Linked DNA regions of Homo sapiens: region 1 is linked to region 2. A link is a loop called in an ENCODE intact Hi-C map of the cell type or tissue named here. Cell type or tissue: psoas muscle. All regions are shown on one strand.

Region 1 (5,000 bases), 140 kb after region 2:
GTAAGTGAGCTTTCAGCCCCCATTCACCCTGCAGTGCACAAACTGCAGAATCCTACCTGGAGGCCTGCACCATCCTTAATTTTTTTTTTTTTAATTCATTGCTCACTTGGAAGGCTACAATAGCCTTGCTATTTCCTTTATTGCATTATGTAGCCTCCTGCAACAAAAACTGAGCTCTTTGCCAACATGGATCATCTTGATATTCCTAGAAACCAGGAAGTAAATGCAATATAGAAATGCAATACAGACCTATGTCCTTGACTTATGATGGATCAGCTTATGATTTTTCAGTTTTACAGTGGTGCAAAAGCTATATCCATTCAGCAGAAATTGTACTTTTGAGTACTCATGTAACCATTCTGTTTTTCACTTCAGTAAATTATTCAAAAAATTACATGAGATATTCAACACGTAATTGTGAAATAGGCTTTGTGTTAGATGATTTTGCCTAACTGTAGGCTAATGTAAGTGTTTTGTAGGCTAGGCTAAGCTATGATGTTAGGTAGGTTAGGTGTATTAAATGCATTTTCAATTTATGATGTCCTCAATTTATGATGAGTTTAATGAAATGTAACCCTATAATAAGATGAGGAGCATCTGTGGATTACAGTTCACAGAAAAGCAAATATTCTATCTTCCTAGGAAAAATGTTAAGAAATTATGCAATGTTAAAGTAATGACTGTGTGAATAAACACATAAATTGTGAAGTTAGGTCAGCAGAGTAGTTTCAAGTGGGAGGAAATGTTAATGGCAGAAATGTGAAAAGATGAAAATCTTTTACTAAGTTAAAAAACTGAAATTAAAATTAATTTATCTGTACATTGTAACTCAACCACATGGGTTGGCTAACTAGATAGAAATCTTATAATTTGACCTAGCGCTACATAAATTTAAAAAAGTTAACAGTATCCTGAAAATAATTTTAAAATAATAATTGTGTGAAAACTGGCATTGGAAATAACATTTGTTGTTTGCGTGAATGAAAAGTTTATTTAAAGGTTGAGGGCAGAGTGAGGTGCTAAGAGTGGCTTATTGAAATCAAAGCTCTAGAGTAATCTGCATAATAATTATCCTAATCATTTTCCTACCAGAAAAACTGATGATGTGTAGACTTTCCCATGACCACATGGCGAGTCAGGGGAACAAGGAATCATATTCATGATTCCCAGTCCCAGACCACCATTTCATTATTCAAGAAGACCTAGATCTACCACTCATGGGAGGTTAGCCCAAAGCTCACAAACTAGGTCGCTGGGTGAAGTGCAGCGAAGTTTTCTTTGTTTCAATTTACAGGATGAAATAATGGGCATGGACCTGGTAAATTGTACTTGCAATTATTTTCTTAATTATAACTGCAGGGTAATTTCCGCAGATAGGGTGTATAATATAGAAAGATTTTTTCCCCCTCACACTAAGGAGTAGGGCAATTGAAGGTCTTCCATTTCTCCTATAAGGTGTTGCTGAGACATCTGATATTCCTCACATATAGCACTTGGTGATTTTTTTGTACTTTACAACACCTGCACATGACAGCCAAAAGAAATGGTGGATTTGGAAAAGAAAATGAATTAAATTGGTTTTTGGGTATCACATGGACAAAAACAAGCTTTTGGGAGTTTTTTTGCTATACTTTTCACTTTTCAATCTACGGGCTTAGTCTTGTATATACACCATGAAATATGTTTTTCTGCTTGATTGTTTCCTATAAAAGACTGTAATGTAAGAATGTGTTATTTGCTCCAATTTTTCTCCCCATTTACTTGATCAGTGTGAGAAACTATTCTCCTCTAGCCTCAGATAACATGTTATCTATTACCATCACGTTTAGGTAAAACAGAGCCTGGAAACACATTTTATTGATTTCTTATGGAAATAGGAATATGAGTGTCTGGAAAAAAAAAAAGTACTCACAAAACAGAGATAAAAACCAAAACCAGAACTCAGTCTCACACCTAATGAAAGCAGAGAAGAACAGTAAAGTGGAAGAACACAACCAGGCATAATGGGAGGAAGAACAGAATGAAAGATAGGCTTGTAAAAAGGAAGAGCAAATTACTGCGAGCAACAGAGGGAAGGAGAATTTCCTCAGGCGAGGATTAAGGAGGGAAAAGGCCAGAGAGAAAGAGGCCACAAGAAAGCAATGAAAAGAATCAAGCAGGGCGGGGGCGTTTTGCTAGGCTTTTCTTTTCTGTCTTTTTTTTTTTTATTATTATATTTCTTTCCTTAACAACACATTTGTGCTTCCAGTGGTAAAAGGCAGAGGCAGAGAAAAGATAAGATTTCTCACTTCAAAATTGTGCCCACTTTTAATGGTCCTTTTTCTCTAACCCATTTGGCACCTAACAATAATCCATCAAGAGAGGTGCTGAATCCTTATGTCGATAAATGTATTTTTTCCCTCTCTTGGAAAGACATATGCTACTAATTGTTTTATTTCAGAAAGTACTTTTGGCAATGCTGATTTTATATCCCTAAGTGCCCCCTAGTGACAAGGTCCAATTTCAAAATCTCTTTCACAGTAATTTTGTTCTAACGGTTTCCCTTTTCGTAGTACAAATGTGGCTGTCGTAGGGACAAACAATCCAACTTTCGATCAATTTATTTTAATTAGGCAGAAAGGAGGGTTTCTTGAGCAGGTCTAGGACACCATAATAAATTACTGTTTTTCTTTATGAATTAATTTATAATTGGAAAAATTCACAGTCCCTTAGAATAAAATCAGGCCTCTCCAAATTACACTATTAACAAAATAAACTATTTGGACTGTGAGTAGTCACATTCCCTTCTCCTCTGTTAAGTTATATGAAGACTCAGATTCCTGACATCGTTTCTTTTAATTCAGTTTGTGAAACAACAAAATAGCAGCACAGACATGAAGAATGACAGGCTATACTTTTCCAGTTATGATTTCTCCTGATCACTTCTGATATTCCTATAATTCTAGCATGAAACATAGACACTGCAAGAATAAATGTTAAGGCTTAAATACTGATTTAGCGACTCGTGTGATATGGGCATATTATGTAATTTCTTTGAGCCTCAGTTTTATGTCTGTAAAATGGGAATACTACTACTAATAATAAAAAGATTATTGTAGGGATTAAATGAGATATTACATGTCAAGCTTTTAGCAGCATCTCTGCATATATTTAGGACTTAATAAATGATAGTTATTAAAATGCTCAGCCCAATAATTTATAGAGGCCAACCTTGGGTCTTTTCTTCTCTCTTTAAAATTTGGTGGAACCGATCTTAATACTTTGAAGCAGAGTCACAATGACCTTTAAATAGAGTGGGGATGATATTTACTTCAAATCGATGCTATTTTTAGATTCTCTTTAGATCCTGAGTACTCAAGAGCTTAACTAGAACATTCAACAAATCCAGTTCTGGTGTACCATATTTAGCAAATTGTCTATGAATTTAAACATGCAAATAGGAGATATTATAACTTCTCTTTGTATATTGTTTTACACATTAAAAGATCCTGGAATATATTTTCCTCATTTTATTGATGAGGAAACTGAGGCACAGAGGGGTTATATCAATTGGTTTCCATGGGGGAAGGGGCAAGTCTCCAGGGGAGGCATCAACATCTGCTGGAGGTGAGGGGGAAGCTCTTCCTAGCTACGAACCTTCTTCTTCCACTAGGGGCAGGAGAAGCTTAAGATTTGAACAGTTCTGCCCTTGCAGTCCCTGAGCCACTAATATTGATGTAAGCATGTTGAATTTCTTAGCCACTTCTGGGATGGAAACAAAGTTAGGTACTACTGGGCTAGTAACTGATTTTGAATGAGAATCTAGGTCTATTATATTTATATTCCCATAGCTGCATAAGGAGACTCACTTCTAATTCTTTATTCAGAATTTTTAGCTTCAAATATTTGTGTTTTTTCTCACTTGCACTCCCTGTACCACCATAGTCTTACTTCCATCACCTTTTTACAGAGCTAGTTAAAAGGAAAACTGATTAGCATGAAGTTAAAACGATCGGTATGCCACTGGAATTTTCTCTCTGATGTAATCAGAAAAATAGATCTCAGTCTGTGCCCTAAGAGAGGAGGTCCACTGCTCTAGGCTTTATTAATTTTATTTATTTATTTATTTGGTCAGCATCAAGTGCCCAATGATGAATCTATTTTCAGAGCTCTCTAAAATTTATACACTGGGTGTGGAGAGGGTATGCTATATTCATAGAAAGAAGTCCACCAATTCCAATGAACTTGATACAAATAAGTACTTTGATTGTTCTGAAAACCTCCAGCAATGTGTGGGTCATGAACTGAATCTATAATAGTTTTCCCTGCCATATAAATTTTTATTATAATGCTGTTTGGCCTGTTTAATTATTTAATTTCCATTCACTTGATTTCAAGTGTGGTTGAGATGTCAGAGATCATTAGTTGTTTATCCTCATAGTGTCCTAGATAGCTGGAACAATCGTTTGTTTCTAAAGCCCATTTCCCGTCTGCAGTTGCAGCTCTTTTTGTACTACATTTGCTTGCCTCCTCCACCATTCCAGATTCAAATGATTTATGTGATTGCTTCTCAGTCTTTCTGGGATTGCTGCAATTTTTAGATGTTATTTCGGTTCAACCTGTCACATAAAAACTGCAGAGAAAAGTCCAATCTCCCTGAGATAGATTGAGTCAAAGCCAGCAAAGCCGGGTCATTTGAACAGCCTTGGTGCAGGTAAACTAGACACTGGTGAATGGGCAGAGATGGTGATCCTGTCATGGCAATATCAAACACAGCATGAAAGCAGGAGAGAGCACATATTATGCTTTCCGTATTCCAGTCCCCCTTGTGTGTATGTGAGCATGTGTACGTGCATGTGTGTGTGCGTGTATATGCGTGTGTGGGCATTCCGTGGAGCTTACTTCAAGCTCCTAAAATTCCACATTCAACAGGCGCAATCCCCACTCTGGTATCAAAGTCTCCATGGTGGAGAAACCCACTGAAGTGTGGATTCACTAAAATATGAATAGTTGACAATGCT
Region 2 (5,000 bases):
TTTTGCAATTTTTTTCCATTATAGCTGGGAAGACTTTACTTTCAATTATTTAAACACCATATTCACTACACCATGCTGACTTTAACTTGTTCCACATAGGCAACCTCTATATACAGTGTATTCTGCTGCAATCTGTTAGATACAGTGTCTAAAATAGTGCTTCAAAAAAGGAAAAGACTATTATTGGAGGCCTAGAACCTTCAGTTAGAGATGTTTTACATCTCTTATCTTTTTACAGCAGATCTGTGCTATTCTTTCCCTAGTCTTTATGAAAGATGTAATAAAGTGAGGGTCAAGGTTGGAGAAATGCAAGAGAAAGTAGTAGGCAAAATAATGAAAAATAAAAGAGCCCCACAGGTAATTGTCCTCAACTGTAGGAAGATGGGAACTATCAATATGAGGGTTACCCAATGGTTTTCCCAATTTCCCATGATAACTGCAGGTCCAAAGGATCGGGCGGGATTCATGCTGGCACCAGTATAATTGATCTATAGGAAACAAGAAAACAACTTCAGACATTGCTGAAACAGGGCTACTAGCAAGTATCATTCATTGCAATTTGCTGTCATTTGTCACTTAGAGGAACCTCAAGATATTAGCAGCTATATCAACATTCTCATTGAGCAGTTGGAAAAATTATAACCTAAAATGGACAGTCATGGCTGGATACTAAAGAGCTACTGCTGTAAAACACAACATCTTCAGGCCAGCTAGAGTGAGGATAAATGAGGTGGGATTGATTATTTAAATGGACTTGGAAACTTACTGCAAATAAATGTCCAATTGCAACAGAAAATCCAATTGCTAAAGCTATTGAGCCAGTGACATCAGTCCGTTTGGAATCACAGCTGGCAAAGATAGTAAACACCAATTGAAATGTGATTATCAACTCAACCAGGAGACCATGACCAGCGGTAAGATTTCCATGAACCTAGAGAAAGAAAAATATTCCATCAGAATTGAAGCAAGAGTATTTTCGATGACAATGTATTAATATCATTGTGAAAGGCACATTTTATCTGTGTAAAAAGTAAAGGTAAGTCTTCTACCCCACCTTCAACTGAGAATTTCCTTCTCTCACCCCCCAAAAAGAAGGAATAAATTTATATTCATTTTGGGTCATCACAGATGACTGTGATTACTCTTACAACGACCAAACAGGAGTTTGTGCTGAATGTCCTTTTCTACAAAGGAAGCAAAATGTGCCACTGCAGCACTTAACTCGTAAAAGAATTTCTTGAGAGCCTTGTGATTTTATAAGGCAATGATTAAATCCATTAATTAGGTTTAAATTAATTAATATATATTTCAATTAAAATTTAAGCCATGTGTGTTTTTTTTTAATCAGCCCTGGTGCTGAGTTAACAATTGATACTCCTAATCAGCTAAGAACAAAACTAGGATCGGATGTCTATTTTTTTAAGCATAACCCTTTATGTAGATCATTGTACATCTTATGAACATGACAAGAAAATAGTTTTTTTCTGCTAGTGAACAAATAACTGTAAGGAAAATGCATTAAGCTAAATATAAAGTCAATATAGTAATTGGAATGGGAGAAGGGGAGGAAAAAACCAACACAATTTTCGGGCCACCTAGATTTTGTTATTTTTAAGGCACTCAAGAGCAAACAATGATTTCTTACAGATATACCTAAATACTGCCAGAATCAGTTTTCACACTATTAAGAATCATCAAAAATTCCCTAGGAGTAAATTAGCTATTTTAGGGATGTGCCTCATGCCACCAAGGCATTATTTAGCAAAGAGTTTGCAAGAAGCTTGGAGTCCTAGTTTGAAAATAGCTAAAGATGCTACCATGGTGACTCCCAGGCCTCCCACCACACTGGGAGGTGTGACCAGATAGAGGATTCCTGCTCCAATGATGGCCCCCAGGCACTGGGCTGCGATGTAGAAGACAGACTTGGCGATGCTGATCTTCCTGGTGCACACCATGGCCACAGTCACTGCAGGGTTGATGTGGCCACCGCTGATATGGCCAAAGCACTGCACCATGGTTGCAATGCTGAGTCCAAAGCAAAGGGAGATGAGAACCATGTCGACCGGTAAAGGCTTTTCTGTTCCACCCCAGTTGATGGTGGATCCCAGGCTGAGGAGAACAAAAATAAGCATGGCCAGAAATTCCGCTGTGACTGCTTTCCAGAAAGCTTGAGTCCAGACCCCTTTGAAAGCCACCATGATGTTCTCTCTGGTACACAAAGGTCCACACTTACTGAAAAGAGAAACAAATCAGCATCAGAAGCCACTACACCCAGGTTTATGAATTTAGGTGAAGGGAACAAGGCCTGCCATCTTCGGGTACTGTGGGCAGGGGCTGCCAGGCGTGATTTGCACACCAAGAAAGAATGCTTCTGCTAAAGCTCCTTCATGAATAGTCAAGAGACTGTTATTCTAGTCTCCTTTCATTTAATATTCAAAGATCATCCAGTTTCACGGAAAATTATCCAAACTGTCCCTAGAAAGGAAAAATGTCTAAATCAAATTCCTTAAAATATTAAGAATAAAATATATTTACCTTGTACTTAATTCCCTTAGAGCAAGTTTTTAAGTTTCGAGTACATTTTATATGCTACTTACATTTCGAACATAAAGCATTAAAACAAGGTGTGCGTGGGGGGGGGGGGTCGTCTTTTCTAGCTTTGCATTTGATTGCTTTGAAATGGCATTCTGAAAATCTCCCCCTCCCCCCAGACTCTGGATTAGGGGGAAGCCTTCTAGGAAACCAGGGTGCTGAAGGCTGTCTTTTGAGAAAGTGAACTCATTGAGGGGAGAGGAGCTTCTGGTGACTAGCAAGGGCGATGGGAACAGGCAGGGCCTCAGCTGGGACAGCGACACTCCCTCCCTCTCCTTTGCGCCAGGAACGAGCAGGCTGCCAGCGGGAGGAGTCCGGGAGCTGAGCCTGCCCAAGGGACACGCGCACCGCCCAGATCTGGGAGCGCGGCACGGGGACGTGTAAACCTCCGTCCCCAGGGAGCCTGGAGCACCTCTCAGAGGGCGGAGCAGCGGCCATTCCCGGCCCGTGGCAGGCTCCCGGGCGGCGGCCAGGTGCACACGCAGAAGCGGCCCCGCGAGCTCGCCCGCCTGCCCGCCGGCCCGGTGCATCCTGGCCGCTGGAGGTGGGGAGAGATGGGAGTGGGGGATGCTTTTAGGGGAGGAAGGACAGCCTCTCCTCGTGCCCGACCCTCTCTCACCCCTTGACCCTGACCGTACAATGCAGATAAACCTGCCAAAGGGAGCCTGGAGGCTGGGGTGTGCCAGCAATGCCCCGGTACCTTTCCTGCCTTCATGGTGCAGAGCTCGGGAAGTCAGGAAAAGCGGGTGTGGTTAGGGAAACTGTGGGCCCCTGAGCAGAAGGCTCTATGGAAAACGGCTTTTCTCTACGGTCTTTTTGATGGCTTTCTGTTACATGGGCCTATAGGACAGTGTGTCTCACCTTGTGGAGCTTCTCTGGGGAGGGTGGTGGGCAGGGAGTCTGGGAGAGGGAGGACGCCTTCTCCTCCCGTCTATATCCCTCTTGCTGTCATTAGATCTTTGGAGCAGAGAAGGGGTGGTTTGACGATATTGATGCCAACTGCTCATTCTGGCAGGAAATGGCTAGGATTCCCCTTTTGGGGGGGGGGGGCAATTACCCCAGTTACCCTATCATCTAAGACTTTTGCCCTTGTCCTTTGCCTGTGATAGTCATGAGAGCCAAGAAGTATGGAGAGTATTTACCAGAGAATCTAATTGCAGAGGACCACGTAAGGGGTTAGGCAAGAAAGCCAAGTACTTTAAGAGATTAGTATTATTGTGGCTTTCCCTTTGACAAATTGCGGGGCCCTCATTTCCCCATGTCACTGAATGTTCCCGGGAACCTGCTTTCTGCGTGGGTAGTGAGGAAATGCAGTGCCAAAAAGGGTGAGGGGAATTTCCAGCTCAGCCTAGCCCTTAGTTTGCTATGGGGCTTTGCTTTAGAGGTGGAGAGAGAAAAACCCTTTCTTGCCCAGGCCCGGGTGGCAGGATAAAGGAAGAGCTGGCTCCACAGGGGGGTGGCCAGCCACATCCCACGCATCCCCTGCCCCAGTGAAGCGAATCTCAGAAGTATGAAAAACCCCAGGTGGGATGACAACGACATCATACTCTCTAGAGGAAAAGAATGTAAAGAGACAAAAACGATGGTTGCAATGGGGCAGGGAGGGCACCCTGGAGGAGACACTAAAAATATTCCCAAAGACGGTAAACTCAGAAAAGTCACATATTGAAGAAGTTAGGAGAGTCACTTCTGAACTCACCGGCAGCCCAGGGCTGTAGCCGGGATGGCAAAGGGGGCAAAATGCGATCATAGGTGCTGTCGTTTGTGGTCAGGGTTAGGGGAGAAGGAGGAGGACAAAACAGTAGGCTAAGGAAGCTAGGTGGGCAGGAAACGTCCTTTTCAGCCCCGCAGGAGACACCAGAAGAGGTGGGACCCAGAAAAGGCCAGCCCCGCTGCTCACCCCCTTCACCTCTCACTTCTGCCATTTCCGGAGTTCTCTCCCTGCTTGGCCTGTCATGCACCTGTTTACCTCTCCAGAGGTAGTTGCTCTTTCAGCTTCAAATATTCATCAACCAGAGAAATTTAAAACAGTGCAAAACACCAACACAAAACATAAACATGCTCTTTAAGAATGTTTTTAGCTTTTTTTTTTTTTTAAATCCACAAAAATCTGATCTTCTTCCAAGGCAGATGGACCAGCCTCACTTGGCTGTGAACCGTGAAGTTTGCTGGCAGCATATACATATCTCTGGCCTTATGAGGGCTCACCCTAGCGTCACCCATAGCACCCTGCTTTTATTGTCAGTGTTCCCTTATATGTTCACAGTCACTGGAAATGATCAACACAATTAGATTTGCTTCTTTTGCCCCAGAACAAAGCGGGTTTGTTGATGTACTGAATCGGACACATTACTTTCTAGCTGAACACTCAGCTTCATCCACTCCAGGACAGCTGAGCGTCTGGGTGA

What was found. Hi-C counts contacts between places; a loop is a spot of excess contacts. Peaks named below come from ENCODE experiments on the same cell type or tissue, not always from the same donor. Only the 100,000 strongest peaks of a DNase experiment are listed, where the experiment ranks them.
Region 1: it touches region 2 in a loop (2.4-fold over the local background); 2 of 110 quality-filtered maps call a loop at or near these places.

What each region holds. Positions count from the first base shown.
Region 1 is chr18:27,002,150-27,007,149 of GRCh38, forward strand. The region is part of intron 4 of CHST9 (carbohydrate sulfotransferase 9); the gene reads right to left. Among named protein-coding and RNA genes, the nearest start is that of AQP4, 140 kb to the left of the region's middle. In psoas muscle, CTCF peaks have their summits at 2,512 (motif pointing left) and 3,641; no DNase peak of the experiment used is centred here.
Region 2 is chr18:26,860,365-26,865,364 of GRCh38, forward strand. It overlaps AQP4 (aquaporin 4), which reads right to left. Exons shown (of 5, transcript NM_001650.7): 2 at 1,818-2,232; 3 at 767-931; 4 at 408-488. AQP4-AS1 (AQP4 antisense RNA 1) reads left to right here and starts at 4,944. Exons shown (of 8, transcript NR_026908.1): 1 at 4,944-4,996. RefSeq lists an enhancer at 2,592-3,092. In psoas muscle, no CTCF peak of the experiment used is centred here; a DNase peak (open chromatin) is centred at 2,927; H3K4me3 peaks cover 2,275 bases; H3K27ac peaks cover 2,329 bases.